Regions from separate parts of the Homo sapiens genome. Here region 1 is linked to region 2. Evidence: read pairs that join two places in POLR2A ChIA-PET (ENCODE). Cell type or tissue: Caco-2. All regions are shown on one strand. Region 1 overlaps CLIP1 (CAP-Gly domain containing linker protein 1). Region 2 overlaps BCL7A (BAF chromatin remodeling complex subunit BCL7A).

The links. ChIA-PET counts read pairs that join two places held together with the same protein. Peaks named below come from ENCODE experiments on the same cell type or tissue, not always from the same donor. Only the 100,000 strongest peaks of a DNase experiment are listed, where the experiment ranks them.
Region 1: POLR2A ChIA-PET joins it to region 2 with 18 read pairs; 2 of 35 experiments call an interaction of 5 or more read pairs at or near these places.

The regions. Positions count from the first base shown.
Region 1 is chr12:122,372,018-122,374,517 of GRCh38, forward strand. The region is part of intron 3 of CLIP1 (CAP-Gly domain containing linker protein 1); the gene reads right to left. Among named protein-coding and RNA genes, the nearest start is that of CLIP1-AS1, 22 kb to the right of the region's middle. In Caco-2, no CTCF peak of the experiment used is centred here; no DNase peak of the experiment used is centred here.
Region 2 is chr12:122,039,424-122,041,923 of GRCh38, forward strand. The region is part of intron 3 of BCL7A (BAF chromatin remodeling complex subunit BCL7A); the gene reads left to right. Among named protein-coding and RNA genes, the nearest start is that of BCL7A, 19 kb to the left of the region's middle. In Caco-2, no CTCF peak of the experiment used is centred here; a DNase peak (open chromatin) is centred at 1,388.

The DNA.
Region 1 (2,500 bases), 330 kb after region 2:
ACGCCTGTAATCCCAGAACTTTGGGAGGCCAAGGTGGGCGGATCACTTGAGGTCAGGAGTTCGAGACCATACTGGCCAACATGGTGAAACCCTGTCTCTATGGGGAAAAAAAAAAAATACAGTCTGGGTGTGGTGGCTCACACCTGTAATCCCAATGCTTTGGGAGGCCGAGGCGAGCAGATCACCTGAGGTCAGGAGTTCAAGACCAGCCTGACCAACATGGAAAAACCCCGTCTCTACTAAAAATACAAAATTAGCCAGGCGTGGTGGCACATCCAGATAATCCCAGCTACTCAGGAGGCTGAGACAGGAGAATCACTTGAACCCGGGAGGCGGAGGTTGCAGTGAGATTGCGCCATTGCACTCCAGCCTGGGCGACAAGAGTGAAACCTGGTCTAAAGAAAAAAAAAAAAAATTAGTCGGGTGTGGTGGTGGGTGCCTGTAATCCCAGCTACGCTACTTGGGAAGCTGAGGCAGGAGAATCGCTTGAACTCACGGGGCAGAGGATGCAGTGAACTGAGATCATGCCACTGCACTCCAGCTGGGCAAAAGAGCGAGATTCCATCTTGATTAAAAAAAAAAAAACAAAACTAAAATCAGAAAAAATAATTATTCAAATCTGCAGCAAACCTCATCGCAAAGGAATTAAGCTAAGTAAAATCCATTGTGTTAGAAACGATCTCAAGATTCAGCCAAAAGGGGCTTTTAACTAAATGTGACTATCTGGCATCTTCTCAATTGTGGACCACACAAAACAGCAAATCCTGCCACTAACTACTCCATCAGCAATCTAGGCAAATGGATTTCAGGTAAAGAACAACTTCCCCAGAGCATAAACTCCCACCCAAAAAGAGCCCAAGAATTCCCCAAGTAGACAATGAAGAAACACTCAATGTAAATGCAAGGTCACAACCAGGCTCATAGGTTTGAGGTTCTAAGTCACCGATAAGAGGATTGAGAAAAACAGAAAAAATCGAATTATTAGGTGCAGCGTATACTGCTCGGAAGATGGGTGCACCAAAATCTCACAAAACACCACTAAAGAACTCACTCACGTAAGCAAACACCACTGGTTCCCCAATAACCTACGGTAATAAAAAAAATTTAATTAAAAAAGTTAATAAGGGCCGGGCGTGGTGGCTCACGCCTGTAATCGCAGCACTTTGGGAGGCAGAGGCAGGTGGATTGCCTGAGCTCAGGAGTTCAAGACTAGCTTGGGCAACATGACAAAACCCCATCTCTACTAAAAATACAAAGAATTAGCCAGGTGTGGTGGCGCACGTCTGTAGTCCCAGCTCCGGAGGCTGAGGCACGAGAATCGCTTGAACCCGGCAGGCAGAGGTTGCAGTGAGCCAAGATTGCGCCACTGCACTCCAACCTAGGGGGACAGAGTGAGACTCTGTCTCAAAAAAAAGAAAAAAAAAAAGTTAATATGGTAAATGAATCTAAAAAAAGAGCTTTAATTAACTTAATAAACAAGGTGAAAAAAAGCACCAGTAAGACTGAAAAAAAAAAAAACTTACCAGGAAGGACATACTTGTATACTGTTTGTGGAAACAAAAATAAAGGCTTTTTGGATTGCAATTTGGCAATATCTATTAACAATTTTAAATTATTTATACCCCTTGACTCAAATTTCATTTCTAGGGGAAAAATGGGTGCAATCTAAATGTGTATGATTAAATTAGGTATAGTACATCCAAAGAGTATAATATGAAACAGCAGCTTACTGTTTTAAATTAAGACCTGTATTTGCTTCCATACAAGTGCCCCAAATCTACAGTCTACAATCTACGAAAGCATATTATGAAAATGGCTTATATGTAATAAGACCTCACTATGTGTGTGTTTCACTTCTACATATTATAGACAAACCTCACAAAAATAATGTTCAGCAAATGAAGACAGACACAAAAAAAGCACATACTGGATAAATTATAGTTATTTAAGGTTCAAACACAAGCAAAACAAATCTTGTAAATATTTTTTTTAATTCTCAGGAAGATATTTTTCCCCTTTCACAGTATCAAAGACCTGTATAACAAGTGTTGAGCTCGTGCCTGTAATCCTAGCACTTTGGGAGGCCAAGGAGAGCGGATCACGAGGTCAGGAGTTTGAGAACAGCCTGGCCAATATGGTGAAACCCTGTCTCTATTAAAAATACAAAAATTAGGCTGGGCGTGGTAGCTCACGCCTGTAACCCCAACACTTTGGGAGGCGGAGGCAGGCAGATCACAAGGTCAGGAGATCGAGACCATCCTGGCTAACACAGTGAAACCCCGTCTCTACTAAAAATACAAAAAAAAAAAAAAAAAAATAGCGGCCGGGCGCAGTGGCTCACACCTGTAATCCCAGCAGTTTGGGAGGCCGAGGCAGGCAGATCACGAGGTCAAGAGATCGAGACCATCCTGGCTAACATGGTGAAACCCCGTCTCTACTAAAAATACCAAAAAAAAAAATTAGCAGCCAGGCGCGGTGGCTCACACCTGTAATCCCAGCA
Region 2 (2,500 bases):
TGCAGTGAACAGTAATTGCACCACTGCATTCCACTCTGGGCAACAGAGCAAGACCCCATCTCTTAAATATATATATATATATAATATATATATTATATATATTATATAATATAATATATAATATAATTATAGTAAATATTTTATTTTGGGCCAGGTGTGGTGGCTCATGCCTGTCATCCCAGCACTTTAGGAGGCCGAGATGGGAGGATCATTTGAAGTCAGGAGTTGGAGACCAGCCTGGTCTCTATGGTAAAATCCCATCTCTACTAAAAATACAAAAATTATTGGGTGTGGTGGCACACGCCTGTAATCCCAGCTACTTGGGAGGCTGAGGCAGGAGAATCACTTGAACCTGGAGGCAAAGGTTGCAGTGAGCTGAGATCATGCCACTGCATTCCAGCCTGGGCGACAGAGCAAGACTCCATAAAAAAAAAAAATTATTTTACTGTATTCAAAAATAGAGACAGGGTCTTGCTATGTTGCCCAGGCTGTTTCCAAACTCCTGAGTTCAAGCAATCCTCCTCCCTCAACCTCCCAAAGTGCTGGGAGTATAGGCATGATCCACTGTGCCCAGCCTATAATAAAAATTTTAAAAACCTTGGCATGTTAACAGCTCACATTTATGAAACCGTCACAATGTGCCAAGTATTGTGCTAAGCCCGTTACATCATTGCCTCATTTGAGTCTAATAACCAACCGCATTTTACAGATGGAGAAACTAAGGCCCAGTGAGGTGAAGTAACATGCATGGTTAGCAAGTTCATAACTTCCAGTGCCATTGATGGCATTTGAGGTTGGTTCTTTGAAGACAGAATCCAGGTTTGTGGCTGGCCGTGGTGGCTCACACCCATAATCCTAGGACTTTGGGAGGCCAAGTTGTGAGGATCGTTTAAGGTCAGGAGTTGGAGAGCAGCCTGGCCAAACAATGGTGAAACCCCATCTCTACTAAAAATACAAAAATTAGCCGGGCATGGTGGTGGGCACCTGTAATCCCAGCTACTCGGGAGGCTGAGGCAGGAAAATCCCTTGAATCGGGAAGGGGAGGTTGCAGTGAGCCAAGATTGCACCACTGCACTCCAGCCTGGGCAAGAGAGTGAGGCCGTGTCTCCAAAAAAAAAAAAAAAAAACCAAAAGATCCAGATTTGTGACCTGGATAAACTCTCCAGAAAAATCTAGGATGCTGAACAAACCAGGTCCCCAGACACAGGTGCCCTGTTGACTTTCTGATTTTCATTTTAGTGCACGTGCAGCCGAAAGCCAGTCAGACTGCAGAGTGTGTAAATGGGAAGGTCAGGGAAAGGTGTGGGCCGGGCAAGTTTTCTGGAAGGCTTCAAGTGGGAGGATGGGTACAGCAGGGGATGAAGGAGAGGGCGGTGCCCCGGGCCCTTTAGTCCACAAGACTCAGCTGAAGTTAGCCCAAGTATCAGGGTCACGCTGTTACCAGGCTACCAGGCTAGACCAGACGTTAAACATTAGTGCTCATTGTCATTCATTAACAGAGCCTCAGGAACCTACGGGGCCAGCCTCTTGCGCGTGTGCTTGCCATAGGAAGGAAGTCTAGTTTTTCTCAAGGGAGAAATCGGGGAGCACACATCCTTCTTTTTTTTTTTTAAGTCCCAGAATTCACAAGAGGATGCTTTTGTGTAACGAGCACCCCAGAGTACAGTTAAAATCAGATCCAGGTTACCCGTGTGGGGCCGCCTGACTGCCTGGTGCTTCCTCGGCAGGTTGAGGTAGAGGAGGGGCGTGGGGCTGGGAGTTGGGCAGATGGGTCCGGCAAGTGGCTCTGCTGCTCCCAGCCTCAGTTTCCCCCTCCGGAAAGTGAAGGTGGTAACGGTGCCTTTCCAACGGGTTGTGGGGAGGATTCCACGAGGTGTCCATAAATGCTTCTGCCCAGTGCCTGGCATGGTGGCAGGTGCCCAGGTCTGTTGGGGTGTCTCTGTCTCTTTCTCATGTTTACAAAAGTGGCCATCGCCCCGGGTGCAGCATGGCCCCCAGAAAGGCTGCTTTGGTTTTGAAACCTCCACTTGGGTCTCTGCTGTTTAAAACGACTCTCCTAGGTTGGGCACAGTGGCTCAGGCCTATGATCTCAGTGCTTTGGGAGGCCAAGACAGGAGGATCACTTGAGCCCAGGGGTCCAAGACAGCCTGGGCAACATAGTGAGACCCCATCTCTACAAAAAACTTAAAAATTAGCCAGATGCAGTGGCACATGCCTGTGGCCCCAGCTACTCAGGAGGCAGAGGCAGGAGGATGGCTTGAGCCTAGGAGTTCGAGGCTGCAGTGAGCTATGATTGTGCTGCTGTACTCCAGCCTGGGCAACAGAGCAAGACCCTGTCTCTAAAAATAAAAAATACATAAATGGCTGGGTGTGGTGGCTTACTCCTGTAATCCCAGCACTTTGGGAGGTTGAAGCGGGCAGATCACCTGAGGTCAGGAGTTCAAGAGCAAGCCTGACCAACATGGCGAAACCCCGTCTCTACTAAAAAATAATAAAAACA